Regions from separate parts of the Mus musculus genome. Here region 1 is linked to region 2. A link is a loop called in an ENCODE intact Hi-C map of the cell type or tissue named here. Cell type or tissue: heart. All regions are shown on one strand. Each heading gives the region's core, and the rest is flanking DNA. Links, peaks and the distances in the headings are about the cores only.

Region 1 (15,099 bases), core at 3,236-11,235, 54 kb after region 2:
AGTAAGCAGAGTAAACCCTTTCCTTCCCATGCTGCTTTTGGTCAAGATGATTATCACAGCCATAGAAACAAACCCCCAGGACAATTGAGGGAGGAGGCAAGGAAGCCCTCCCTCTGTGTGTGCCTCCCATTTGGCTGTTCAAAGTCACATCTTTTACACAAACCAGTAAGCTGTAAAGAACATGTTTTGTTTTCTGTGAACTAGCAAATCATCAAGTCTGAGAAGCCGGATTGTCTTAGGTTAAGGAGAAATGCCGGAACTGATATTTGACCCTGGTTGGTGGGGCCAAGCCCTTAAGACCTTGAAGCTGAGCCGGGTGGTGGTGGCGCACGCCTTTAATCCCAGCACTTGGGAGGCAGAGACAGGTGATTTCTGAGTTCGAGGCCAGCCTGGTCTACAGAGGGAGTTCCCGGACAGCCAGGGCTACACAGAGAAATCTTGTCTCAAAAAACAAAAACAAAACAAAAGGCCTTGAAGCTGAAAGCCTTCTCCAGGTAGTTATCATTAGAATGGAACTGAGCTTCAGGGTGAGCTGTCCAAGAATCAGAAGATCGCTTGTTGGAAGTGAGAGTGTTCATTTGGCCTGTGCAGTCATTTCTAATGCCTAGCCCGGAGCTGCAAAGACACCTTCACAGCTCCCTCAGGCTGCCCCTTTAAGGTGACCACAGTCTCTCTCCTACTCCTAGTCCCTGAGAACAACTCACCCTCGTCAGTGAATCAGTTCTTTCACCCCACTGGTATATAAATAGATTCCTGTCCATAGTGTTCTTTGATACAATTTCACTCAGCATTTTCTCAGGAGGCCCACCCACCAAAGCTGAGTTCATTCTTCATTGTTGAGTAGCAAGCAGTCTTGGATGTGAACGAACCAGTGTGCTTACCTACTTACATTTGGGAAAATATCCAAGTATTTTATTTATTGGGGGCTATTACAAATAAAGCTGCTGTGAACATTGTGTCCAGGTCCTACTGGGGAAATAAATGTCATTTTCTCTGGGATAAATGTGAGACACTGGAACTGCTGGGCCTTCTGGTAAATCCGTTTTTAGTTTTAAAAAGAACCGGTTGTTTTGAAACTTGAGTCAAATGGAAGTATGACTAGAAAGAGGAGAGGGGGCGTGACTAAGGACTGTCACGCACTGGAACAGTGCAGTGCATGGGGGGATGGGGGGGGTGGTGGCAGCCAGCCACTCCAGAGGAAGCAAGTGTGACTCAAGCTGCTGAGAAGTGAAAAAAATCCTCAAGACACTGTTAGCTAGGGACATTGCCTCAGAGGGTATCAGGAGTCAGGCAGAGGACATGCGTGTGGGTGGAAAACCCTTTGATTATTTGCATATGTGAAAAGTCATTCTGAGTCTGTTGAGAGCCACAGGAGAGCTGTCAGTTACATCGTAACAGGAAGGTTACTTTGTAGCAGGAAGAGGCAGGATTTACTAAAGCGGTCAGAGTTGAGGTCAGAGGCAAGTTAGAAACGGAATTCCAGTGGCAAGCTCTTCCTGAGAAAGACAAGACCAGCTGTTCTCCTGGGCAGAAAATGTGGGGGTGAAGCAAGACTGTGCCCTTCCTGGCTATGCAGGAGAAAGGCTGGGAGACAGGGAGCACCACTTGGCAGGAGCACACATACCCTGCAGCTCCTGCCTGCTTGTGCATCGGAAGCACACTGGTTCCCTAGAATAGCTGCCAAAACTGTGTGTTACCTGGCCCCAGGGCTGCTGCAGACGAGGCAGGAACCAAGACTCTGCTCTCCAGGCAAAGAAGAAAATTTTGACACCTTTGCCCTGTAGGTGAGACAGGAACTCTGTCTCAGGCACAGAAACACTGTTGGGAATCCCACCTTCTAAGACCAAAAACATAGGCTCTTAGGAAGCTGGGCCGGAAGAAGCCAGCAGCACCCAGAAGCACCCTACTGGCTCCAAACACAGTGACCCACATCCACACCCAGCTTCTACAAGGCTTGCACAAGTGAGTAACTGTAACCACACTTACCACTAGTGGGAGAGCAAGAGGAGAATGTGGCACAAATTAACCTCAGACTTGGGGCAGAAGGGTTGGAAGTTTGAAGTCAGTTTGGGTTGTTTTGAAAGATAAAGTTGCCGGGTGTGGTGGCACACGCCTTTAATCCCAGCACTCGGGAGGCAGAGGCAGGCGGATTTCTGAGTTCGAGGCCAGCCTGGTCTACAAAGTGAATTCCAGGACAGCCAGGACTATACAGAGAAACCCTGTCTCAAAAAAACAAAAACAAAAACAAAACAAAACAAAAAGAAGAAAGAAAGCTAAAGTTATATAAACAAGAGCCAAAGGGAAAGCAGTCCAAAGGCAGTGAGAAGTAGACTTTGGAGTGACCTGGAGGGCAGAAGTTCAAGGGGTGAGCTCGTCAAAGGAGACAACAGTTCCCAAGGTATGTGCACGGGAGAACAGTGTCTCAGGAAACAGACAGTTAAAACCATGGAGCTGAGAGACAGAAGGGAGAGTCCCCTCTCCGCACAGTAAAAAGCAAGTGCGCAAAATTGGAGTGGTTATGGGTCATTGGGTAACTTGAAGAGCACTAACCAATTTAATCTGATGATAATTTATCCGTGAGACTTTCCACCCAACAACAGCAAAACCCACATTCTTTCCAAGTGAATTGTAGTCTTCACTCAGACCACATTCTGAGCCATAAATCAAACCTTGGTGAATTAAAAATAATTGGAATCATTTGAAATATATTCTATCATGATAACTAAGCTATAAATCAGTCACAGAAAAATATCTGGGAAGCTCCCAAGGATTTGGAAATCAAACAACAGGCCTCTAAAATAACTTATGGTTCTAAGAAGAAATTAGGAGAGAATATTAGAAATATTTTAATTAAGTGAGAATAATAATACAATTTGTCAAAATGTGCAGAGCACAATTTAAAGCCATGTTTAAGAAAAATATTTTCAAAATAGAGAACATGGGATGCTGGAGAGATGACCTTGGTGTGGTTCTCAGCATCCACATGGCAGCTCCCAACCATCTTTGATTATAGTTCTAGAGAATCTGATACCCTCTTCCAGCCTTCTCTGGCACTGCACACACACAGTGCATAGACATTACATTCAGGCAAGAAATCCATACACTTAAATATATAAAGAAAAGGAAATATCTGTGATTTTGTTTAAATAAGTATTTCTTTGATAGGACAACACAAAAACAAAATCCCACAGTATATAGCAGAAAAAAATAATCTGATACAATGCTTCTCACTAAAATTAAAACCATTGCTCTTTAAGAATTATAGTCAGGGGCTGGAAAGATGGCTCAGTGGTTAAGAGCACTGACTGCTCTTCTGGAGGTCCTGAGTTCAAAAATCTCAGCAACCTGTCTGGCATGGTGGCGCACGCCTTTAACCAACCACCACCACCACCACCACCAACAACAACAACAAAAAAAACAAAAACAACAACAACAAAATCCCAGCAACCATCTATAATGAGATCTGATGCCTTCTTCTGGTGTGTCTGAAGACAGCTACAGTGTACTTATGTATAATAAATAAATACTTTTAAAAAAAAAAAAAGAATTATAGTCAGGAAGTGGTAGCACACTCCTTTAGTTCCAGTACTCAGGAGATAGAAGCAAGTGGATCTCTGAGAGTTTGAGGCCAACCTGGTCTTCAGTTCAATTTTTGGGACAGTCAGAGCTACACACACACACACACACACACACACACACACACACTCATTCACAAAGAGTAAAATACAAAAAAAAAAAAAAAGCAAGTCACAGACTGACAGACTGGGATACTCACACAATGCATAACAAATAAGCACAATAATGTACTAATAAGTCAATTAAAATAGGAACTTTTGAACAGAGACTTCATTGGAGAAGAGTGTGGATGTCCCATAAGAACATAAATAGGCCAGGCGTGGTGGCACACACCTTTAATCCCAGCACTTGGGAGGCAGAGGCAGGCGGATTTCTGAGTTCGAGGCCAGACTGGTCTGTAGAGTGAGTTCCAGGACAGCCAGGGCTACACAGAGAAACCCTGTCTCAAAAAACAAAACAAAACAAAACAAAACAAAACAAAACAAAAAAGAACATAAACAGAAACCTAATAATTTTAGTCAGTAGGGGAGTAAACAGTGAGATACTGCTCCCTAGCTACCTGAACAGCTTTACAAAGATGAACCTGTGTGCTGGAAAGTGGTGGGACAATAGTCTCTGGGGAAAGTTCAGTAGTTCTTTTTTTTTTTTTTTTTCTTTGAGACAGGGTTTCTCTGTGTAGCCTTGGCTGTCCTGGAACCTACTCTGTAGACCAGACTGGCCTCGAACTCAGAAATCCACCTGCCTCTGCCTCCCAAGTGCTGGGATTAAAGGCGTGCGCCACCACTGCCTGGCCAAGTTCAGTAGTTCTAAGACAGTGAAATCTACCCTCATCGTGTGCCTCAGTGACCTCATTCCTAACTTAACAAGAAAAAGTAGAAACAGGTATGTACAGCACAGAAGCTCATGTGAGAATACTGAGAGCACTTTTCCCCACAATGGCCCAAATCTAGGGAGAAAAAAAACAAAAACAAGCAAACATGAATCTACTGGTAAATGGATGAACAGTTGTGGTTAGTTTATGAAAATTGTGGTACATCTATGAATATGGAATATGAGGAAACAAGGGCAAGAAAGTCCTGGGGCTGAGACAACAGCTCAGCATGGGGAAAGTCGTGTGGTCCATCCCAGTATGGCAAGAAAACCATGTAACAAAATACTGATCACACAATGGACGTGAGTGAGTCTCATAAGCATTACACCCAGAAGGAATATGGTTTTGCTTTGTGATAATTACATAATACAACAAATATAGAAAATTGAATGGGTGCTAAGCCTGGTGGGGACAAAGTGACATGGTTCCTAGCCCTGGGACAGGGCCCTGGTGTGAGCCTCCACCAAGTGTCAATGGCTGCTGTGGGTGTAAAGCACTTGTCTGGAAGTCAAGAGTGTGGCTATATGGGGGCGGGGGGAAGGGCATGGGGGAACTTTTGGGATAGCATTTGAAATGTAAATGAAGAAAATACCTAATCAAAAAAAAAAAAAGTTTGGCTATGACTCAGCAAAATGGTAAACACTGGGACCTTCAAACAGCCCTTAAGGCTATGGGAAAGAGCTTTAAATACATTTTGAAAATGTATAATTTCTCAACTATGCAAAAATATAAAGATGCAATATGAATTATGAGGGGCTTCATGAATCTAAAGGAACAGAGGTAGCTACGATGAGCCAGCTGGTCAGGAAGATACAAAGACAGGCAGATGGAAATGCAGGCAGATTCCTGGGTTCAAGGTCAGCCTGGGACTTAGAAAGTGCAGGCCTGGGTGCAGGGAAAATGGTAATTTCAGGGCAGAGTCCCACCTAACTAGTTTACCACCTGTGCTTAACAAAAGCAGACTGATCTCTGAATTGTTTGCATTGTCAAGAAACAAAGGTAAGTTTACTGTCCTACAAATAAATGGCTGGGGTAACAGGATGCTGGATTGAAATGTAAAATAAAAGACTGGACCTGTGCTCTGCAGGAGATGGGCTATCCAGAAAACTTAGGAAAACAAGAGAACTGCTTAGACAACTGACATTCACGCATTTGCTTTCGTGCTGAAGCACACAAGTAAGCAGGACTTGGACAGAGAGATCTCTTAGAATAGCAAGCAAGCAGAATATAGACCAGAGAGATCTCCAGAGAGAAAGCAGAGCATAGAAGCAGACTGGAAAAGCTGTATCTAGCAGAGCACAGGTCTTAGCTTGAATCTACAGTTTGACTTCAAGTGGTTCTTTTCGAGGCTCCCAGACTCCCCTTCTCAGAACCCCTCTCCAAGCCGAAGCTGGTCCTTGTCAAATGCACATTCCACAATCCAGAACTGTAGCTCAGTGGACAGAGTGCTGACGTAGCGTGCATGAGGCCCTAGGTTCAGTCCCCTGCCCTGCAGAAGCAGGGTGTGGCTGCACGTGACTGTACTTGCCCCACTTGGGAGGTGGAGGCTCAAGAACCAAAGTTCATTGTAACCTCTGCTATGGTAGAGCAAGTTCAAGGCTAGCCTCTGCTAGAAGCCTTGACCAAAAAAGCAAACAAAAGTCACCAAGAAAGTGCATTTGAATTGTTTCATCCCAAGATAAGTGCTTGACTTGATGGCTGTGTTAACGAGCTTGATTTAATTGTTTTGTCATTTCATAAATCACAAAGTACCTCACTCTGTACTCCATACAGCAAGATTATTTCAATTTATAATATAAAAATTAAAATTAAACTAAAAGGCATATTCTGTAAACGAAATCAGAAACAAAAGGCTGCCTACTATATGTCGCTATTTACAGGTGATCCCATGAAATGCAAAGCTACCGGGACAGAGAACAACTCAGGGACTCCAGGGCTCTGTGACTGTGAGGCTGAGGACAAGGAAATACCACAGGAGGAGATAACAACAGTTACTGATTTATTGATTTATTTAGTGATTCTCCTAAAGCGCTGTTAGAATGCCTAAAGCCAAACATGGCTTCACTTGCCTACCTGGAACAGAGCCACCTGAGAAACACTTAAAACAATGAGTCGTTGCCCTTAACAACCTGACTTCCGCTCAGGCTTCTTGCTGTCTTGCAAGTGCCAGTAAAAGCTCACTAGCTCCCCCTTGTGGTTTTAGATATAAAACGGGGACACAGACTGGGTCAATACCAAGGCCTGCTGGGAGCTGTCCTGGCTTTGGTCCAGATATCTCTCTTCCACTCCCACTGGTGTCAGAGTGCTTATTCTAGAAAGATTCCCACAACAGGAGCAAGAGAGGAGTGGGGTTTTCACTTGCATTTTATGTGTATGAGTGATGTGCCATGTTCATACAGTGTCCGTGGAGGACGCCTTTGTCCCCTGGGACTGGAGTTACAACTAGTGTGCTCCATCTTGTAGGTGCTGGGAACTGAACCTGGGTTCTCTGGAAGAGTAAGTGCTTTTAATTGTTGATCCCCAAAAGGGGATTTTGAGAGTAATGGACTTTTTCCACATTTTTATTGTGGGGGTATATTTATAATTATTTATAGTTTTTGTTTGTTTGTTTGGGTATATTTATATTTATTTATAGTTTTTGTTTGTTTGGTTTGGTTTTTCTTTTCTTTTTTTTTTTTAAAGATTTATTTATTTATTATATGTAAGTACACTGTAGCTGTCTTCAGACACTCCAGAAGAGGGAGTCAGATCTTGTTACAGATGGTTGTGAGCCACCATGTGGTTGCTGGGATTTGAACTTCAGACCTTCGGAAGAGCAGTCGGGTGCTCTTACCCACTAAGCCATCTCACCAGCCCTGGTTTGGTTTTTCGAGCCAGGGTTTCTCTGTAGCCCTGGCTGTCCTGGAACTCACTTTGTAGACCAGGCTGGCCTCAAACTCAGAAATCCGCCTGCCTCTGCCTCCCAAGTGCTGGAATTAAAGGCATGCGCCACCATGCCCGGCTTATTTATAGTTTTAAAGCTTGTCAAACTCTACACATAAAGGAGTTGACTGTAACTGTATGCAAATTATCCATGAATATTTCTTAGTTATATATACTGAACAAGCAAAAGAGACAGTGGGTGTGATTTCAGAAATGATGTTCATATATCCCCCCCAAACCAAACAAACAAAAAACGAGGACCCCCCCCCCCCAAAAAAAAACCCAAAAAGCCCTACTTTTACCTCTGAAATAGCCCTGAGGAAACAAAGTCTTGCTCCCCCTGGTGGCCTCCATGTGCATTGACAGTCTGTTCCCTGACAAGCTGCTGGGACCCAGGCTCAGGCTAAGACCTCTTGCTGCCAGAGATTGGAGCTCCTTGAGGCTAGAAAGTGGTTGTTAGTGTACCACAGGCATTGTCCTAAAGTTTTGGGGCGTGCTGGTGAGATGGCTCAGCAGGTAAGAGCACCCGATTGCTCTTCCAAAGGTCCTGAGTTCAAGTCTCAGCAACCACATGGTGGCTCACAACCATCCGTAATGAGATCTGACTCCCTCTTCTGGAGTGTCTGAAGACAGCTACAGTGTACTTACATATAATACATAAATAAATCTAGAGTTTTGGGGCTGCTTTGATTACTTTTCTATTGCTGTGATCAAACGCCATGACCAAAAGCAACTTAGGGAGGAAAGGGTTTCTTTCTGCTCACACCTCTTAGGTCATCCAACGTCACTGGGGGAAGTCAGGACAGGAACTCAAGCAGGAACCTGAAGGCAGGAACTTAAGCACAGACCATGGAAGAACAATGCTTACATTTATTTTATGTATATGAGTACACTGTAGCTGTGCAGATGGTTGTGAACCATCCTGTGGTTGCTGGGAATTGAACTCAGGACCTCTGCCCACTCTGGCCCTGCTCGCTCCAGAGAAAGATTTATTTATTATTATATGTAAGTACACTGTAGCTGTCTTCAGACACACCAGAAGAGGGCATCAGATCTCATTAGGGATGGTTGTGAGCCACCATGTAGTTGCTGGGATTTGAACTCAATGCTCTTAACCATCTCTTCAGCCTTCAACCTGCTTTCTTGTACCACCCAAGAGCACTTGCTCAGAGTTGGCAATGAGCTGGGCTCTCCCACATCAATCAACAATCAATCAAAATATAACCCACCCACCCCCATCCCCACCATGTCTGCACAGGCTTGCCCAATAGCCAGTCTTTCGGGGAATTTTCTCAATTGATGTTCTCTCTCCTAAAAGGACTCTAGTTTATGTCAATCTGACAAAGACACTAACCAGGACAGGGATTTTGCACATTGACAAAGCAAAAACAGACTTCTGTCAGGATTCTGAATTGTAAAGTCAGCTGCAATCAAGCCTCATAGAAAGAAGGCAGAACTGGCAAGCTATTTAAAAACACAAAACAAGACAGGCTTGGTGACACATATCTATCGTCCCAGCTACTCCAGAGGCTGAGGCAGGGAGATAACAAATTCCAGACCTGCCTATGCTTCGAGTGGGCTTAAGGTCAGACTGGGAAATGTAATAAGACCTTGATCTTATTTTTTAAACAGTGAAATGAAAAGGGCTAGAAATATAGCTCAGTGGTAGAGCACACCCAAGACCCTGGGGCCATCCCAATGACCATAAAACACCCAAGGGCTTCATCAGGCTTGTACAGTAGCCTCAGCCCTATAATCTCAGTACTTAGGGGGCTGAAGCAGGAAAACAGAGAGATAGATGCCAGCTTGAGCTATAGGATGAGTTCAAGGCCAGCCTCAGCTACCTAGAGAGATGCTGTCTCAAAAACGAAACCAAACCAACAAGAATTCTCCAAATGGTAGAGAAATGTCAAATTATCAATCCTCTGGGCTTGTCCAGCTAACCACAAGTTGCCAGCAAACAGCAGGGATCTGAGTGGCAGCCCTTTTACGTTGTATTTTTATAAGCTGTGCACACTGACTTTGCTAGCTTTCTCTGCTCTCTGAGGGGGCATTTAGGACCACACAAAGTAGACACTGTGTCCAAATTGCTTGGACTCAGACCTTGGCTCCCTGCATTGCCGTAGCATAGATCTGAGACAGAGGGGAGCAAGCCAAATACCGATCGTGTCAGACCACACTATGGTTCTGAGCTCCATCTGCTGGAATTTTATCCAGGACTCTGATGTCTGCCATTTCGAATTAACCCAGTCTGTGGCTGTCATGTGAGCATGGGTGGGCAGGATGGCCGTCTCCGTCATAGTTTCGGTGTCAGGATTATGTTTACTTCATAATATTGGCTAAGGAACATAAAATCAACCCAGTGTTTGCATAGTGCTCTGGAAGAGCTTAAATGACAGCCATTACCCACTTCTCCACTTCAAAAGAGCTCATTCTAGAACTCTCTTAAGTCTGGCAGTCATTTAGAGGTGACAAATTCTAAAATCCTTTGGTTTTTGTGCTTTTTACTCCTTGGTGTTGATTTTGGCAGTTTAAAAACATATTCCTGCCAGGCAGTGGTGGCGCACGCCTTTAATCCCCCGCACTTGGGCGGCAGAGGCAGGAGGATTACTGAGTTCGAGGCCAGCCTGGACTACAGAGTGAGTTCCAGGACAGCCAGGGCTACACAGAGAAACCCTGTCCCGACACCCCCCCCCCCCCAAAAAAAAAGGAAAATCATATTCCTAGGGAAGTATTGAATGTTGAAACACTCTAACTTATAAACGTGTATGAATCTTAACTTTTTAAAAATTAAAGTGTGTGTGTGTGTGTGTGTGTGTGTGTGTGTGTGTGTATGTGTGTGTGTGTGTTCCTGTGAGCTTCCCAAGCTATGCAATGCCTGCCATTCTCTCTGGCCAGCTGGGGCCTACCAGGACTCCACCTGTGGGTTGCAGGGAACTGTGGGCTATACCAGGGCGTGGCCATGGAAGAGGCTGTTGGGAGGGAGAGTCTATCCCCACAGGGACCAGGAGAGGCTCAGAGCCATGTGTGGGCATCCAAGGGGCATCCAATTCCCTTGTCAATAATGAGGGGCTTGGCAGGGTCTGGAAAGGGGGCCCTTACTCTGGATGGGTGGATGCTATCAACAATCTTCAGCAGGCACTGAGACACCTCAACACTGTCTGGCCCAAGGAGCAGGTGCCAAGAGTAAGACACATCTGCGGGCTGTTAGAAAATGCTCCGGAAACAGAGACCTCCAAAGAAAGGATGAGGTGCCCAGGGCCCCTCTTTCTTCAGGGTTAAGTTTCAGAGGTTTTCTTGTGTGGAATCTGTAGGCGTCTTTAAAGCCACCAGGCCCAGGTCACGTAGCCCGGTAAAGCCCCCTTGGAGACACTCAGGATGACAAGACCCTTCATCTCACAGTCAGCCCCAAACTGGATCAATGTCTCCCATCCACAGCTGTTATCAGCCCCCTCCTCCTCCAGGTCTCGCTGGGTCCCTCACAGGGATTTCTGTTGAGTAGGTAGAAGACAGGAAGATGGCTTAGTAAATTAACCTGGGGTCTTGTAGAAAGGGTGGGGGTGCAGCCGGAAACTATCAACATCGTGGGCAGGGGACGGGGTAAGGTCGGGGTGTGGTCAGGACAGTTCACACAAGAGGCATGCAGGTCTGACTGACCTCATCCTGTTGGCTTTTGTAGCCTCTGCACCTTGCTGGAACAGCCCCTGAGCACCTAGGTCTCAGTTGGAGCCTTTCTGAAGGTTCCAGGCTCAGGTCCTGGTTTGGAGGTCTAATGCCCCATTGTAGGCCCCATAACGGTGTCTTCTAAGCCAGGCAATGCAGCAGCCTGTGCAGCTACAAGTCTTTCTGGTCACTGCCCCGACCTGAGTCTGACATCTACTGGGCTGGGCTTCACTCATTCCCCTCCTCTTCTCTCTCTTTCCTTTTCTCTCTTCACAGTCGGATAGGGAATTAGCATTGGGGCCCCAGAAGCCAGGCCCTCAGATGAGAGGGACAGAGGCCCACCACAGGGTAGTAGTGAAGGCCTCTGTTCCTTTCCTTTTTTTCCTATTTAAAAGATTTATTTATTTATTTTATGTGAGTACACTGTAGCTGTCTTCAGACACACCAGAAGAGGGCATCTGATCCCATTACTGATGGTTGTGAGCCATGATGTGGTTGCTGGGAATTGAACTCAGGATCTCTGGAAGAGCAGTCAGCGATCTTAACCACTGAGCCATCTCTCCAGTCTCTCCTGAATTCCTTTTGTGTCCATGACCATTGCACCAAATAAGGGATCCTACAGGTTAGACCAAAGGGAGGCTGCAGGGCCCAGTGCAGGCCAAACTGTTCTGGCAGGCCTTGGGAGAGGCACTGAGCCTTCAGTACTAGGACTGAGCGGGGGTGGGAGAGGGGGTGGAGGGTGGTGGATAGTGCAGGTTGCTGGGCAGCTGACCCCGAGGCTCTCTCTATTCCATTCAATGAAGCACCGATGGGCCTGGGGTGGAGATGATACCTGTGTGCCTTGGTTGCTTCTTTCTTTTTCTTTCTTTCTTTTCTTTTTTTTTTTTTTTTTTGGTTTTTGAGACAGGGTTTCTCTGTATAGCCCTGGCTGTCCTGGAACTCACTCTGTAGACCAGGCTGGCCTCGAACTCAGAAATCCGCCTGCCTCTGCCTCCCCAGTGCTGGGATTAAAGGCGTGCACCACCACGCCCGGCAGCCTCGGTTGTTTCTGAGGGAGGTTGAGGAACCTTTTTATCCCCCACACCTGTCCATACAGCAAGAGGGTGGACAAGCCACAGGTGGGGACGTTCAGTGCTCCCCAGACTCAGAGGGAAGAAGGGAAGGCCCAGGCTTCAAGGGAATTAGCTGGCCCTTGAAGGGACATGTGGGAGATTGAGGTGGTAAGTGGACGCAGACCCTGAGCCTCGTGGCCTGTCCTGTGGGTCTGACATAACTCTGCCTGAGTGAAGCTTGGGATGAGGTCCAGGTCATCTTCCACTAGGTGAGCCCTGGGTAAGGGTCAGAGCCAGGAGCCAGCAAGACAAGGGTAGTGGGGCCACCGTTCCCTTAAGTGACATGCTAAGATAAACCTCGAGGGAACCCCTTCTTGACAAACGCACCCAGCCACTTAGGACTCTTTGCCTCTCACTTGGCCACAAACCCTGCCATGCCCTACATAGACAGAGAAATGCTCTATGAGCCACTTCTCTGAAGTGGGTGGAGCACACCTCTTCTTCCAGAGGGAGGAGCAGTGCGGACAGAGCCCTCAAACCATGGCAATCCTTTAGAAGGAGCAATGGCTGCCCACAGTCCCTGTGTATCCCGTCATATCTCCTGTGAGGAGGAGGAGGCTTCCTTTCCTCTTTGCCTCCATGCCAGACTGCTCATCTCAGAAGGTCCTGCCAGAATGTGGGGACTGGCCCCTGTGCCTGCTCCACCTTAAGGGCAGAGCTGCAGTCACCCACCCAGCCTCTGGGGTCTGAGCTCTAGGGTTAGGGCTCATGTGCACATTGGAACCCTGTGTCTGGAGTCTGTCCCTTCCCCATGCTTTGAAATGAGCCTCCTTAGGGAAAACTCACCCCATCCCTCTCCTTTTCCAGTTTTCTGGCCTGAGCCTCCGCTAGCATCACTAAGGTTGGGGAGTTTCTCCCCAGAAGCTGCACACACAGCCATCTAGCCCGACTGGGGCTCAGGTATTTGGGTTCCAGTCCTGCTCACCTGTAGTCTCCCATAGGCTCCCATTCTGATCTAGAAATTGAGGACCTTTCACTCTGTCTACCTTCTAGGGTCCTTCTAACTTTAAGGGGGGGGGGGCTCCTGGCTCAGTCTGGAGCACCGAGAGAGGAATGGTGGGGGCAGGTATGGAGTGGCATCGTTAAGAGTCATGTGGGCAGAGGGTGTAGCAGGACAGCAACTCAAAGTCTAGACTGCCCCTGAGTTCCTGCTCAGTCTCCTGGTCCAGTCCAGATGCAGAATGGCTGGCCAGGATACCTCCCTCATGCCAGGAGAGTTGGGTCCTGCTGCCTGGGCTAATGTCTGGCCCAACCACTCCAGTGGGCTGGGGCCAGGAACCTTCTGGGAGGTCTTCCCACCAACCCTCCAGAAGACCTCCTGGCTGCCAAGGACACCGAGGCAAGAATAGCAACAGAGCCCAAAGGTGGTGGTGGTGGTGGGACGATGGGGGGGGGGGTGGTGGTGGTGGCCTTTGAGGAGCTGAGTCCAAATGGGCTCAGGGGCAGGTGCTGACCCTGTAGCTCACCTAGTGCTTGCCCTGTGGAAATGACAGGTGGTTCTCCATGACAGTAGCTTTGCCAGGCAGGAGGGCAGTTCCATTTTATTGATGATGAAACCTGAGGCACAGAGGCATAGCATGCCTGGCTCGGCATCAAACGCTAGAACTAGAGCCTTGAGCCAAGTCTCTCTCCCGTTCCTACAGTGATTCTCCAGGGTGGCAGTGGCAGGTGGGCGGAAAGAAAGCTCGAGAGCTGGTGGGAGAGGAGCAAAGAAGTGGACATTTTCTTTTCACGTCTTCCTGGTCCAGACTGGTGTCCAGGAGTTCTAGGATACCATATCCAGGGAAGGATAGTGGAGCTCTTCCCTCCTGCACTCCCTAGAGCCTCCAGACCCACTACTCTACCTAACTCTAACCCATGCTATCCCCTCTGCCAAGAATTCATGTGTCTTCTCTCTTTGGGAAGGTAGACCTTTCCCACTCTAAGGGTCCTCTGCCTCTGTCCAGTTGTCCCAAGGATGCCCAGCACTGTGAAAGCTGTGGTAAGGGCCCAGGGCTGCTGCCATTGGTGGTGGTGATGATGGTGGTGATGACAGTGATGATGATGATGGTGCGGGGAGGTGCTGGTGGTGAGCTACAGTCTGAGAAGGAAAGGAACAATAAAAGGTGGAAGACTGAGGGTAGGGGGAAGAGGCTAGGAGATGAAGCCACCTACCACCTCTGTCCTCATTCTATGAGATGGGGTCCTCTGTCCAGGAAGACGACATGGCTTTGGACTAAACTCTCTAGCATTTCCATGATGGCTAAGGCTGGTGGCCTGGAAGTTGCTGGAGTCCTGGCCGTCCAGCAGCTACCCTTCAACATTTTCCTACACAAAGGCTGAAACCCCAGAATATCTCTTGGGCTTGACCCAGCTGTGGTCCGCCAAACCACAGGGCACAGCAGAGCTCCAGACTAGAAAACCCTTGTTTTATTCAGCACCCGGGCAATCTTGCTGTGTGGGATGGCCAAAATATAAAAATTAGAACCAACAACAGACACCATGGTGTTGTAGAGGAGAAGTAGGTACAAGACAGGGTCTGGCATCCAGAATCCCTGTGGTTTGGGTCCATGTTCACTCCCTGAGGCCGGCAGGGAGGGATGCCCCAGCGGCCAGCTGCCTTTGCCTTGGGCTAGGCGGCTGAGCCTCATGGGGGAGGCTGCCTGGAAGCAGGTCCTGCTTTTCAAGGAGAGACAAGGGGGGCTCTGTCCACTCAGATCAGGACCTAAGGAAAGAGAGAGAATGTCAGTGGTGTGACATCTGCAAGGTGGCCCACCTCTCTGACACATAAGGTTCCTTGTGGTGCAGGGGTGGGTGTCCATCTCCCCTTCGGGGCCCCTCACCTCTTTGGGCACAGTCTCAGCATGCCTCCCGCTGACTGCCCCAGGCCCCAGGTTCTAGCTGTTTTTGTCAAGCAACACTTTCATGCTTATTATTTTCTAAGTCTGACCCCCCTTTTTTTCCTTAAAAAGGAGA
Region 2 (15,099 bases), core at 2,733-10,732:
AGCACAAGTCCCTCATGGCCAGCACAGAAGCCAGAGCGCTGCGTTCGCTCATGTTTCTCGCCAGGTAGGTCTTGGCTAGGTTCCCAAGTTTGAAGCTGCTAGCGCCGGGTATGCGTTCCCGGATGAGGGGCAGCACGGCCAAGAAACCTGAGATGGTGTCCTGGAATTCCCACAGCTTGTTAATATCACTCAGGGTCTGGAAGAAGATGGGGAGTCCCGGCCCCCACAGCCTAGAACACGCCAAGATGGGACGGTGCATGGTGGTGAGGAAGCTGAGGAAGTGCCGGAGCCCCGCCTCCAGGGAGACAGCTTTGGAGTAGACACTGAAGGCCTCGGGCTGGATGAGCACACGGAACTTGCTTTCCCGGTTCACCGCGGCCAGCTGGCTAATTTTCTGGGCTAGGCAGGAAAGAAGGTCACGGTGAGGTTCAGGGTTCAGGAGGCACTGGGTTGAGTGCAAGGGATCGGGCTGTTGACCCACTGTCTAGAAATCCCACTTTGAAGCCTGCTGGCAGGAACCAAGTATCTTCCATATGTAGTTCTTACCTGGCTCCGATAGGGGGCGGGGATGGCTCACCCGTCCTGAAGCTGGCTCTTCCTATGCCTCCTGCCCTGCAGTTTGCCCAACCCTTAGAATTCTGCCCATTTTGTATTTTCTCAGCCTCCACCTACAACAGAGACCCCGCGTGTTTCTTATCCGCCTTCTATTCTGTTCCTACCTCCAACCCCATCAGTCCCTGCTGGATCAGAGCTCTGGGCTGCATCCCTTAAGAGCATTGCCCAGAGACTCCTCCTGAAGCCCAAAGATAGGTTTTTTGTTTGTTTGTTTGGGTTTTGTTTTTTTTTGTTTTTTTTTTTTTGGGTTTTTTTTTTTTTTGTGTGTGTGTGCTATGGAAATACCTGATGATTCTGGATGGCTGGGCTAGCCCCAATACAGGGCCCATAACTATTGGCTGAGTAAAGGGTCAGAGCTGAGGAACCAGGGCAAGGATGACAGAGAGGAAGACTAGGGGCTTCCAGGACAAGGAGTCGCAACTCTCTGTAACCTGGGTTCTGCAGGTTTCCTCATGTATCTGGGCCCTGTTCTAGGAAACGTGTGGTCACAGCCAAAGGTCAAGAGTAGATTACTGCCAGTCAGTGGTGGCTCACACCTTTAATCCCAGCACTTGGGAAGCAGAGGCAGGCGGATTTCTGAGTTCAAGGCCAGCCTGGTCTACAGAGTGAGTTCCAGGACAGCCCCGGATACACAGAGAAACCCTGTCTCTAAAAGGTCAACTATGGCCTATACACTGTTCCCAATCTCTCCACAGAGGTTTTGTCAGAAGTGAATCTGTGGAGTTACACATCTCCCTCTCACGTCCTGGTTCTACTCCAGGCAGATATGGCAGCACTTGGTATCTCAGGTGTGTCAGAGTCCTCTGTCCACCTGGCTGTCGTGGCTGGTTAGGGGCTGGCAGGAGCCTTAGAAGTGGCTCTACCTGCATTTTCCCTGGGGACTCAGAGACTAAGCTAAAAAGAGGTAAGGTAGGTCTTGGGAAACCCACTTTCATTGTCAATCTTGAGGTCAAAGAAAACCAGGGTCCTGTCTTCTAAGTGGGGTTCGGCGAGGCTCTCATCCAAGGCCTTGAGGGAATTGGGGCCCTCCAGCTGCAGGCTGCTGGACTCACTGCTGCTATCGTCCAACTCGTGGGAGGACTGCAACACAAAGAAGCCAACAGGTCAGGAGTTCAGAGGCCTTGAAGGTCCAAGGCGAGGTTAAGTCTGCGCTCTGGAGCAAGTGTGCGCACAGGAAACTGTAGGGATGATACCCGCCTGCACAGTAAGAGCCTCTCTGTGCGCAGGAGAGGGTGGAGTAGTGGGGACGCACAAATGTGTATGCAGGTGTGAACCGGATGTGTCTCATGTAAGGATTGCACACATGAGCCAGGGCTGTGGCTTCTGGAGAACACCTCTGGCTGCAGAGAGAGTTAACATGCCTGCTGCCCTAGTTGTTGTTTTTGTTAACTTGACACAAGCTAGAGTCATCTGAGATGGGGGAGCTACAATGTGGGGAGAATGCCTCCCTTCGTAAGTAGTGATTGATATGGAGGGGCAAAGCCCACTGAGAGCGGTGCCATCCCTGGGCACACGGTCTTTGGGTGTATAAGAGATCAGGCTGAGCTAGCCAGGAAGAACAGCAGCCAGTAAAAAGCATTCTTCCACAGATTCTGAGTCAGTGCCTGTCTTGGGTTCCTGTCATGACTTCCCTGGATGATGGACTACAAGCTGTGACCTGAAATAAGTACCTTTGGCCGTGGCGGTTATCACCCACCCTTCCAAAACACTTGCTTTTCACAAACCTTCAGCCAAGAGAAGTTGTGGTGCTCACTAGAAAGCGAACCAGGGCTGGGCTCTCCTAAAGGAAGTTGCTTTTCATTCAACTTATATTTTGTAGTCCTGCATCAGGCACCCCAACTTCCTCCCAGCCCGCCTTACACCCAGACACCCCACATTGCTTTGCCATCCCTGTGAGGGCCTTTCTGGAGGCATCTTCCTAGTTTCGAGCTGAGAGCAGGAGACTGTTCTCTTCCCCACGGAAAAATTACGTCATTTTCTGGAGTGGCCTCCAGAGTTTGCACTCTTGCTCCGGGTTTCTGTCCTTAGACTCCCAGTGTCTATCCTCACACTTGGATTGGTAGGCAGAGCTGAGCCACCCTGGTTATGCCCTTCTCTGGTCTGGGTTCACCCTCTCCAGATGCTGAAGAGCTGCCTCACTGGCCCAGTCAATTCGTCTATGCACGGGCTGCCTCTTCCTAGGTCTTCAGTGACATCGCACACGGACTGCCTCTTCCTAGATCTTCCTTCTGACCTCAAGCATTTACACCAAAAGCCCCTTTGGGCCCCAGGTGCGCCCACCTGACTCTTTCCTCCTGACGATGTCCCTTCAGGCCTTGAAGGCAGTCTTCAGAGCAGAACACCTGGAGCGCTCCACAGCTCTACCTTCTGGTTACTGCCTTCATCTTCATGCCTCATCACTTATGGTAGGAAACCTCATTTCTAGATCTGCCTTCTCTGAGGGAACCTGTAGGTATCTCACTAACAGGATGCCCCCCTTTCCCTCCTCTGAGCTGTGGCTAAAGGAAAGGCAGGATCTGTCTTTTTAGCCCAGGCACAGCCCCCACACTCCCCCAAACCCCCAGGAATTGCCATGCACTAATGGCAGAGGCTGGTCTCACTGGTACACCATGTACTTGAGCTAGGTGGCTAAAAACTCCTTATTCGCCTCTTCTCTTAAATCTCAAACCAACTTGGCTTAAATGGACCATTTAAGCAAGACATCTCTAAAAACAAGGGTCTATAGGAAGGGAACACACAGCATCTGGACCAGCATCTCTCCCTCCTAGCTCAGCAAGGGAGTCTCTGGGCACATCAGAAGCCCTCACTCATCCATCTTATTCCAAATATCAGAATAGCTGAGTGTGGAGGGAGGGAAGAAAGGAGGAAGAGAGATGGAAAAAAAATCAGGAAACTTGCTTGTGGGGGAAAGAGAAGTGGAGGCAGGAGAGAATAGGGCTGAGAAAAGAGAGTTCTCATGCAGGCAGGGGTAAGACCAACTGAGAGAAGGCCAAAGAATTAAACAACAACAACACTGGAGTGAGATGATGAGAGACCAAGGACCGGGATGGGAGACTTAAGTGTCACCATGGGCCATAAGCTCTCTTCCCTTCCCTGTTCTCCGATGGAGGTGAGAGCCAGTCTTTCTTGTCCTTTCTGTATCACACCCACTAACTTAAATGTCACCCCCTTCCAAATAAAGGAACATTCCTCTCTTCCACACACCGAATGCCCCCGTTCAGCAATGCCTGATTTTGGCTAGGCCTTAGTAGCATAGGAAGTCCAGGCTGTTCATGGGACATAGAATCTATGGGGGTGGGATCCAGCAATGTGCAGTTGCTTAAAGTCCTCGGTGCACAGCCAGGCTTGAGAAGCTCCGGTCTACACGGACATTCATGCCTTGTTTGATGACAAGCTGAACAGACAAAAGTCAACTCCTTTTGGGAAGCCAGTGTTTAGCTTAGGGAGCCATCTAGAATCTTCCACTGATGCTCAGCAAAAGTCTCGATCCTGAAGAACTTTCTCACGCCTAAGCTTCAGCTACAGCTGGGCTCAGTTTAGTGAGACACGTGTGTCTCTGGGGTTCACAGACACAAACTCCTAACTCCTAGCTCCAAGGCTCTTAAAGGCCTTGGAGACAAGGCACAGATATTAGCAAACTAGGCCATGTAATTAGCTGCTAGGACCCTTGTGCCTGCGGCTCCAGCCCTTCTGCAGGCAGCTCTGCTCTTACACACACACACGGTTCCCACATTCTCAGTCAAGCACCTGCCTCTCATATCAGTACCATGGTGGCATCTCTACACCAGCTGTTGCTCATGAGCCTCCCTTCCTCTGCCAGTCATCCTTGCTGGGTCTGCCACAGGCTGCTCCAGTTCCTGCTTGCTCTGATACTGTCAAGGTCTCTAGTCATCTGTCACAAAAAATGGGTGAGACTACCTATCTCTTCTGCTGCAAGACTCTTCAAACAGTGGCCCTGGCTAGGTGCAGGGCCCCACCCATCTTTCCAGAGCTTAAGCACAGCTTTCCTCCCATGGGCTCTACAAGAGACTAGGACCTGACTTCTCTCCACATCTGAGACCCAGCTGCCTCATCCAGCAAGATGAGCTCTTCTGAAACATTCCTCCTTGCACGGTCTCTCCCCTGGGACAGGGAAGTCTTGTAATGGACATAAATGCAGGGCAGGCCATTCTGAGGCCTGCCTACCCCTACTGTCTCATTTGAAAAAGATGGCACTTCAGCAGGCCAATACTTATAGAACAGCCCCTCATTATAAAGTAAAACAAAGGCCCTACAAGAAAGGAGATAGGGAAGATAGGGATGGGTACCCTGAAGCACTATCTGTCCCTCCAAACTGCAAAGTGCAAATTTGTATTTGTAAATACACACACACACACACACACACATATATATATATATACATATATACACATAAAAGCAATGGACTCTTCTACCCCCAGGCTTGCTCTGCACAGTGAGCAATGATCACCTCTTCCTAACCTGAATTGTGTATCTCCCTCCTCCCTTGGTGATCCTGATAACCCACGGATGGTTGGATCTCACTGTCCTCTCCCCACCTGCTATAGTGCTTGTGACATCTCCTGAGCTCAACCATATACAATGCCCAGGGAAACCTCTGGAATACTTTTCTCCACTGTTCCTTCCTAGGTTTCCAGTTCCATCCCGGGGCCAGTAGCTTGAACGTTATCAAAGATGATGAGATAGAAAGTAATGTCCAGCTAACAGAAGAATATAGGCAACAACGGAAAGGCAAGGACCAAATTTTGGCTACAGGTGAGAAACAGTTACAAGAGGTGCCCTGCCCTCAGCAATGCACCTCTGCAGAGGGTAGAGTGGTAATCCAGGGGGAGGGACAGAGAGAATGTGCACAGTACACACACAAGGCTTTAGGCAAAGCTGCCAGTACACCCTGGCATTCTGGTCTAGCAGGCAGGAGCAACAACTAGTCAGAGCAGGCTGCCCTAACCCAGAGACTGTACCCAGTACAGGGGAAAGGAAGCCAGAATCAAAGCCAGAAAAACAACCTTTACAAGAGCAAAGAGACCTGGAACGAAGCACCCAGAAATGCAAAGAGAGATGGACTTCTGGGAGAGGCTGACCCAGTCAGGAATGCTAGGGACTATCTAGGACCACGGTGCTGAGAGGCCTGGAGCTTCCCTCGTGCCAACAAATGGGTAGAGGGTGTAGGCATGGTGTGGAGATGCAGAAAGTAGGATGAGAAGCCTAGGCCAAGGGGGAAGCAGGGAGCGGGCAGTGACTGGCAAGAAGGAAGTAGATGAATCAGAAGACACAAGGGCGGGGGAGCAGGAGATAGAGTGAGCCTCCTCACAGGGTGGGGGCAGGGGAGCAGGGGAGCAGGACTCAGGTGTGGGTCTTAGAGGAAGACAGACTTCCCCTCCAACCAGGCAGAAGTGGCAGATGAAGGGAAGTGCCAACAGCAGACAAATCTGTAATTAGGTAGCAGATGCTGACAATTCCCACACCGCCAAAAGGGCTTCAGTTTCTTACCAGGAGCAGAAGGTATAGTCAACAGGCTAGGGTCAGGGTCAGGATGAAGCTCAGAGAAGTGTCCCTGAGGAGCCAAATGAGAACGGGAGGGCATGACCAGAAGTCCTTAGTTCTTTGCCTTCCTTTGTGGCTTTTCTCTAACATGTCTCCAGGGGGCAGCAGAGAGTCAATGGGGCCCCGGGGAATCTTCCTGTGGTTGTTTCTGCCAGCAGAGCTCCATGAGATAATGATTGAAAAAGGGAGAGCTGGTAGGAGGTGACAGATTTGAGGCTGTGGTCTGAGTCAGAGCAGTCAGTCCATTTTGAGATGGTGTCAAAGCACGAAGTGTGGCCATGCTGATGGTTGCCAGCTGAAGTGACTGACAGGCTGAAGATCCTTGAGTTGTCAAGGAGTGGAGGTCAGATGGTGGGTGTTGAAATCAACCAGAAAGAAAGCAAGACATGAAGGGGAAGAAGAAATCTAGGGGTGGGGTGGGGCAGATGGTCCTATCTTTCCTCCATGAGAGGGGAGGCGGGGAGATGTCTGAGACAAACTGGGGAGATAGGGTTGCACTCTAAGAGCTGGACCTCAAAGCCACCAGTGATGGAATATATTATAGTAGAGGCCTTGCCCTGCTTTCCACTTTGGATGTTCACAGTGTGGCGGGAAGAAAGCTAAACGGCACCACAGGGAAGATCCTGCACAGGATCTGATGGCCATGGGGAAAAGGGTTCACAACAGAGATTATGTGGAAGTATTTATTGAAACAAACAAACAAAAAAAAAGCCGGGCGTGGTGGTGCATGCCTTTAATCCCAGCACTCGGGAGGCAGAAGCAGGCAGATTTCTGAGTTTGAGGCCAGCCTGGTCTACAAAGTGAGTTCCAGGACAGCCAGGCTATACAGAGAAACCGTCTCAAAAAAAAAAAAAAAAATAGTATTTATTGAGCAGTCATACCTGTCAGGCTTTGGGATGGACAGAATCTCTGCATTCATAGGCAGGGATATCTGGCCATAAGACTGCAGAGTGAGATGGGGTGGCAAGCAGCCACGGAAGAGGAAAGAAGTCAGGTTCTCAGAGGCCGGTCTGATAGAGGACCCAGGCCTGGACTGGTAGAGATGTGGCTTCTTGGTGGTGCTAATGAAATTTCAAAGACTTCAAGGAGGGCCTTGAACTTGGAAATTCCCCCGTGGGGCTCTGTTAGAATCTCTGGGGTGGGGGACCTAATTCCTGAGCACCACCCATGGAAGAAGCATTTGGCTGAAAAGCCATGGAGAAGCCACTGGTGAAACCTGAGGGAGCCCTGGAGGGAGTGTCCAAGGGACTGGAAGGTTCTGGGCATGCAGCAGAGTGTGGTGATGGCCCTCTCTCTGTGTGTGCGCATCAGCAGATGCCTGGGAAGCCCTGTGGTGGCCAGAGTGGTGGCCTGAGCAATAGGAGGAGCCCTATGTCGAGGTACAGTACCCCTGGAGGACAGGCTACCAAGGGTGATGAAGGAAGGTGGCTCTCCTTGCTTTGTGTGGGAAAATGCAGATCTGAGAGAGGACAGCAGCATACTTCTGGCAAGTGGAAGGCTGACTGGAAGACTAGACTTAAGAGTCAGAGCTTGCTCAGTGGGATGATGGGAAGACCAACTCCGTGGGTGGCAGGCACTGTGGTGTAGACTGCTGGTCCTGCTGGGGTCCAACATAGGTGGGAGGTTCTTCAGGTACTCAGCAGGGAGGTGACTGCTGGTAATGAGGGTTCTGTACACTCTCCAGTATAGAATCGTGGACTGTGAGCTTGGGGACCACAGAGACCTCCAGTCTAACCTCTTACTCTCCTCATGCTTTGCTTCCTCTGGACACGTAACAGCCTAGTCTCTGATGACATGCCTCCAGGTACAGAAGAGTCACGGGTTTCATTACCAGATGCCTTTAAAGGTTTCTAACATGAACTAGACTCTTGCATAGGGCTTCTGAGATGGTTTGACTGAGAACACTCCTCATAAGTTCATATGTTTGAATCCTTGGACCCCGGTTGGTGGAACTATTTGGGAAGAATTAGGAGGCGTGGCCTTATTGGAGTAGGTGGGTCACTGAGAGTGGACTTTGAAGTTTCAAAAGTCTATGTTGGGGCTGGAGAGGTGGCTCAGAGGTTAAGAGCACTGACTGCTCTTCCAGAGGTACTGAGTTCAATTCCCAGCAACCACATGGTAGCTCACAACCATCTGTAATGGGATCTGATGGCTGGCCTCTTCTGGTGTGTCTGAAGGTAGCTACAGAGTGTTCACATATATATAAAATAAATAAATCTTTAGAAAAAAAAGTCTATGTCATTCCCAGTTAGCCATCTCTCTCTATAACTTGTGTTTGTGGATCAGATGTGAGTTCTCAGCTCCAGCTGCAGCACCATGCCTGCTGCCTGCTGCCTGCTGCCTAGCTCCCTACCATGATGATCATGGACTGACCCTCTGAAACTACAAATCCAAATAAGCTCTTTCTACTCTAAGATGTCCACTATTTGTCACCCATGGGCACATTCTACCTATCACCAACCTTCATCGACTGACTTTGTTGTTTTTCAGTCAGAATCTTCTACATAGCCCTGGCTGTCCTGGAACTCACTCTGTAGACCAGGTTGGCCTTGAACTCACAGAGATCTATATCCGCCTCTGCCTCCAAGTGTGGGAATTAAAGGTGTGTGTCACCACAATGCCCGGCTCACTGATTAACCAGGGAATGAACTCTTGTCTACCTTTCCTCATGAGTACTTAGCAGATAGAAAGTACACAAGGAAGCTCTAGAGAAACTCTAGAGACGCTTCCAGATCTAGAAGATATTACAGAGGATGGACATGGCCTGGAGAAAGCAGCCTAGCAAGCATTGTAGAGGTGTTCTTGCCTGATGCAGAAAGAGGGTCAGAACGCAATAAGCATGCAGCTAGTGCCTGCAGACTGTCCTTGGTATGACTTAGGTTTTATTGCCTGGCTGGGAAATTTTCCAGGTGCCAGGTGAGCCTGAGAGTCACCTGCTGTGGCTGTGGCCTTTGGGACCTTGAACAAGGGGAGGCAGAAGTCCTAGGCTGAAGTCCGTGTTACTCACCAGATTCTCGGTGTCCGAATCCTCTGAGCTGCTGATCACCACAACTCGCTCCTCTGAAAAGGAGAGGGGGTGGCAGCATTAAATCCTTCCTGGAATGGCCACTGGCTAGGGTGAGACATCCAGGAGAATCCTTGTCCAATGGGCTGGGGATGACAGATACCCTGTCCTGTGTGTGCTAGGAGGAGATGGAGTGTTTATGTCCCCAGAGCACAGAGATTGGCACTAGCAGTTTTCGGAGGGAAGGAGGCAGGGCTAAGGCATAGCCCCTCCAGTGTCCCACACTGAAATCATAGCAAGCACAGGGTAAACCACCAGTGCCATATTCAATGGCTGCTCAGAGCAGCTCGGGCATGGGAGTCCTGATGGCTCTGAGTGCCCAGGTGGGATTAGAATGTGGAGGTGGGGCCTGGGGTGTTCCAGATATCTGAGGGCATGACAGTCTTACACAGGTGTTCCCTGCCTAATCCTCCTACCTGTTTCCCCTGTGTCACTGGTAACATGATTGTTGTTGGGCAGGAGGATCTTTTTTTCAGGGACGGTGCTCTCAGGGTTGGAAGTCCCATCCAGATGGGGAGGGGAGGTGGCCTTGAAAGTGCTGGGCCAGGACTGCTCGGGGGAGCTTGTGGCCAACCTGTCCTCGTTCTCCTCTGTGGACTCCATCTTGATGATCTTCCTGGAGCAATCTTCGTGGGAGCACTTCCTCTTCATGGAGCCGACTGTCTGAGAAGCCTCCTGAAGAGTGGGAAGTTAGAGGGGTGACTGGGGTGCCTCTAGTGGTGCTGGGCTGAGACACTGAGCTGAGTGACAGGGGGTTTGTGGCATGTTTTCACTCTCCTTCTTTTGGCCATGCTGAGCATATCTCTGCAAACAGGAGGCTCTCTCAGGTCGCCATGTGCACTGGTCATGGCCACTGACCAACAGTCTCGGTTGATCTCATAGCTTTGGCTGTCTCAGCATCCCAGCTGGGCTGAGAGTGGCTTAAGATTATTTCGAGCTTCCATGGGGAGCATCTGAGAGCAATGGAGAATACGGAGCAAATATAGGCCTGAGAAAGCCCAGATTCTCCAATTACACCTCACTGTTGGCTGGAGTCTAAGCCTTTTAGATTGAGGCAGTGCTGAATAGTGGGGGCTTACCTCTCTGTAGGTGGGGCCTTGCATTGAAAAGGCATACACTGGTACAGGGTGTGCTCCAGGCACTGTTTTTACCATAGCCACAGGTTGGGTCTTAGACAGCTCTAGGGCCTGAGCCTGTACACTCTGCACTTCTTTGGGCTGTAAAAGCAGGTAACAGAAAAGTTAGAAATGCAATGACCCTGGGCCTACAACCTGCCTCAGGTGTAAGCTTGGTCCCAATCAAAGAGCTCACTGGGACAAGTAATTTCTCCCAAAAGTCTCCATGATGTCACCTCCTCTGACCTTGGGCTGCTGGCACCCAGGCACTGCTTCAATCTGTGTGTGTCCTGACAGGGCAGGACGACACCTCCGGGACCATGGTGCCTATCCTCAGAATATGCTTGACAACCAGCCTAGCTTGCCTGCCTCTACAGACAGGTTGCTTGCTGCTGAAAGCAACACTTCCCTCAGCAGCAACAGAGTTGCAGCAGTCGGGAACTTGGAGGCCAGCCTCCTGGGAGCTTGCCTTACCCGAGTCTTAAACTCTAGTAGCTACTGCATGCATTGGAATTACTTAAAACTCACTGGGTCTCAGTCTCCCTCCATAAAATGGAATAATGACACTTGCTGAACGCCATCAAAATGTCTTGAAGAGTATCTAGTACCCAGTAGTGAGGGTGACAAGGATGGCTAATGAATATAATACTAGTTTGATTACTATTCCATGTCCGAGTTGGTGTTCAGGGTCCTGCTAAATGAAGCAGGAACAACTCCTCAAATAGTGAAAAGGGAGCTCAAGAGATGGCAGCTCTGGGCTGGCGAGATGGCTCAGTGGGTAAGAGCACTGACTGCTCTTCCAAAGGTCCTGAGTTCAAATCCCAGCAACCACATGGTGGTTCACAACCATCCGTAATGAGATCTGACGCCCTCTTCTGGTGTGTCTGAAGACAGCTACAGTGTACTTACATATAATAAATAAATAAATAGATCTTTAAAAAGAGAGAGAGAGAGAGAGAGATGGCTGCTCTTGCAAAGCAGCCGGGTTCAGTTGTTCAGTTCCCAGAACCCACACGACAGCTGACCTTTCTGCAGGTACTGTACACATATGGTACACTCACATGCAAGCAAAACATTCATATACATAAAATAAGTAAATAAATCTCTTTTAATGGAAGAATCACCACATGGCTTACCAACTCTACACTCCTAGGTACTACCTCAAAAGCACTGAAGGTAGATATTCAACTGCAAACTATGCATGGGGCTGGGCAGGAAGCCCAGTGGTTAGGCACCTGCCTGCCATGTTCCAAGCCCCATATATTCAATCCTCAGAGCAGGAGCAGGAATTTTCACCATTTTATCTTTGCCTTTATGGCTCTGCAGTTGCTGGCGTATAAAAGGCTCTTGTTCTACTTAGGCCAGGAAATCCCTGCAGGCAAGGCTGGGTGCCTCTACTTCTGTTTCCTCAATACAACTCTCACTAGCGTTGAAGAAGCAGGAGACATTAAGGTGGGGGATGGGGCAGTGCTGTGTCAGCCTGAGCTGCCTCTCCTGTCAGCACTGGCTATGCAGCTATAGTTTAGCCTCACAGGACCTTTGCTCCCACACACTGCTACCCACGTCTTTCCCGAGTCCTAGCTTCAGCCCCCAGGTGACGACCACAGTAAAAACGAGGAACTTTTATGGAAAAAGACCCTGCCCAAGTTAAACTTCCTCACATCTGAGTCTCTCTGGGTCTTAACTACATCCCTGCAAGAGGCTTTACACTCCACGCTCTCTTGTAGCTCTAAAATTCTCAAAAGTCCTGCCTCCCCCATGAAGCCTTTCCCCACTGCTGTAACCCACAGCAATCTCTTTTCCATGGCTTGCCCCAAGGCAAAGCTAGAAAAGGTTTAATACCCTTGCTCCCCACCAGAAGATCTGCCTGGTTCTGGGCCCACATCTTGACATGCAGTCACACGTAACAGAGTGACCAAGCTGGGGAGGGAAAGATGCCAGGCACAGAAAGGAACTGAGAGAGCTTATCCTGTTGCAGGGGAGCCATGCCTATGAGCGTGGATGAAGGAGAATGAAAAGGATACCCGTGTGTTTCTCCTCTGAGAAGTGCTCAGTCAGAGCAATCAAAACAGGAACCAATGCACTTCCTGTTCCCAACGGCCTGGATATGAAAGCTGCTGAGCTAAGGATACGGCAGAAGTAATGCCAGCATGAGATTATCTAAGGGTGTTTTCCAACCCTAAGCAACTAGTTTATTAGGTATATGATGGCCCTGGAATCTGTGGGGTTGAGCTCTGACTCTTAGTGTTAAGTCCAAGAATTATGTGCATGGGAGTGGAGATCCACCTATGCCAGCCCCAGAAAACAGCTCTGGCAGTCCGTGTGAGCATCAGGTACATCCTGTGTCACATCCAACAGGGCCACTGCTTATACTCTTTACATTCACCGCCTGCCCACCCCTGGGTCTGACCCCTCCTGAACTGGCTAGTGGCCCATCAAGAGCTAGTTGGGCATTTAGGAACCTTGCACCAGACAGCCAACCCTTCCCTGACCCTCTCCTCTTTCGAGCTCCAGACCTGCTGTCCTCTTTCAGGCACTCTACTCTCCCTCCATCAGGATATCAAAACTCCCAGGCATTTACCTGCTGTGCCCTGCCACCTCTCCTCCCACATCAAACCCTTCTCACCTGCTCAAGGTCCTCAGGCGTGCTGGTTGTCACTGGGTGAGTGCTGGCTGCCTCTGGTTGATTGCTGGCTGCCTCTGGGCTGGCTACAGCTGCATCTGGGAGGAAAACACAACGGAGAACACAAGAGCACTCTACTAAGAACTCTTAGCTGGGACAGTGACAGGGAGGAGGTCCTTGATGCTTTTCTTGGCTATTTATTATTGAACACACCTCCAAGAGGGGCTGGAGTTGACTGCTGAAGGCATGAACCCAAATAGAATGGGGGGCGGGGGGCAGTAGCACTGGGTTCTACCTTTGGCTCTAAACCCCAAATGCACATCTTTGCATCTCTGGGGAATCATTCACTGCCTACATGGAGAAGATAGAAGTCCATCTCCATTCTAGGACCATATCTTTATAAGCCCATGGCTCATGTGGTCCAGTGGGGGAGTCCTCCTATCCTTGGAGCCTGCCTAGAGTCAAAAGGGGCATCCCTCAACAGCTGCTCAGAAATGACGTCTCAGCTTAAAGATTTAAACAAAAACTCTGAAGGAATAAATGTGCACTCATGGTCTTTGTCTGGAAAGCCACTTGATACCACCCACTCATTCGGGACACAGCTCCTGGATTTTGATTCAGATCCAAGCATGTCTCTGGATATGCGATGTGGCCCAGGATCCTCTTCCAGTTGGGCAAGACAGAACTTGTGGTCAGGAACTGGCCCACCACTTCTGTACATCATAAAAGCCCAGTAAAGGAGGCTCTAGGACCTAGAGGCTGGCAGATGGCTACTTTCTTCTAGGGGAACTCTTCCTTTCAGTGTCTGACCAAATACCTCACAGTTAGGTTTTCTGTGCTTCCTCCTCTCCTAACCCTACAGACTGGTTGAGTTCTCTTTTCCTGGGCATAGAAGGCTGATGCCAAGAGTGGGCTGCAATGATACCACATCTGGTTCTCAGCTTCTCAGTTTCCACCTGTTCCCCAAGGCTCACAAAGTCACATCTACTCCATAGTCCTATAAGTTTGCAAAGTGCCTCCTCCAGGTGCCTGCCACACCAGATCAGCATACCCTCTTATTCTGTCCCCTGGATCCTCAGACCTGACACTTTCATCTATCAAATAGAGATCATCTTTTCAGCTTTGCCTTCTTGGGGGCAGCAGTGAAGCATGGGGCCTTTAAATGGCAAACTAGCTGCCTATGAGCATGGCCTCAACCCTTACTTATCCTCTGGGTGATGCAGGAGATGAAGTCCTGCAGGCACAGCTTGAACTCCTCGAAACCTCTGGTGAGCAGCTGGACTTTCTGGTTCTGGGGCTCCTCCTGGCGCAAGCTACAGAGTGCCTTGCGCAGAAAGCTGTGCATATCCAGCACCTCCTGGTCGGAGGCATAGAGCTTCATCCTCTTGACCAGCGCCCCACTAGTGCGGATGCGCTGCAGCACAGCTTCCAGGCAGCTCAGCTGGCCAGCTATTTCCTGGTAGTCGCGCTGGTAGCGGTCATTCACCGCCTCGAGCAGCTCGCGCTCCTGAGCCTGCACGTAGTCTACCACCTGGCGCACGCGTGCGCGGATCTGCTTCTCAATGTCTGCGCGTGCGTGGTCCAGCTGTCCTATAGCTGAGCACATCTGTGCATGGGCACTGTCGAAGGTTCTGCCCTGCTCCTCCAGAGTCTGTGTCATGGTGCCTAGTTCCTCATGCCACTGCTGAATCTCCTCACCAATATCGCAATGGAGATGGCTGTGGTTGCGGTCCAGGAGCGCGCATGTGCAACACAGAGGCTTGGCGCAGCCTCGGCAGTAGATGCTGCGGAGACATAAGGCCAATAGACTGTTTCTCAGTTGTTGCTTTCCCCCATTCAGTGTCTATAGATTTGGTTATAGTACCAGATCTATCCATAAAATACCAGACAGTACAAAGAGATGGTTCAACAAGTAAAGATGCTCACAGCCAAGTCTGACAACCTGAGTTGGATCTCCAAAACCTATATGGTGGAAGGAGACAACAAACTTCTGCAAGCTGTCCTCCGAGCCCTACAAGTGTGCCACAGCACATGTGCACCTACACACACACACATACATACATTAAAAAAAAAATACACGTTAGAAAAAACTACTACAGTTAACGATTCCTCCACCGCTG

Evidence for each region. A loop is a pair of places that touch in the nucleus more often than their neighbours do. Peaks named below come from ENCODE experiments on the same cell type or tissue, not always from the same donor. Only the 100,000 strongest peaks of a DNase experiment are listed, where the experiment ranks them.
Region 1: it touches region 2 in a loop (5-fold over the local background); 16 of 42 quality-filtered maps call a loop at or near these places.

Annotation. Positions count from the first base shown.
Region 1 is chr9:58,274,070-58,289,168 of GRCm38, forward strand. It overlaps Loxl1 (lysyl oxidase-like 1), which reads right to left. Exons shown (of 7, transcript NM_010729.3): 7 at 13,654-14,848. The coding sequence ends at 14,842. Among named protein-coding and RNA genes, the nearest start is that of Stoml1, 28 kb to the left of the region's middle. In heart, for the core only: CTCF peaks have their summits at 6,639 (motif pointing left) and 7,737 (motif pointing left); a DNase peak (open chromatin) is centred at 6,642; H3K27ac peaks cover 1,546 bases.
Region 2 is chr9:58,220,171-58,235,269 of GRCm38, forward strand. It overlaps Pml (promyelocytic leukemia), which reads right to left. Exons shown (of 9, transcript NM_178087.4): 3 at 14,183-14,763; 4 at 12,983-13,077; 5 at 10,321-10,458; 6 at 9,658-9,916; 7 at 9,185-9,237; 8 at 1,545-1,695; 9 at 1-399. Mir6385 (microRNA 6385) reads left to right here and starts at 980; the gene lies at 980-1,084. In heart, for the core only: no CTCF peak of the experiment used is centred there; DNase peaks (open chromatin) are centred at 5,931 and 6,231; H3K27ac peaks cover 273 bases.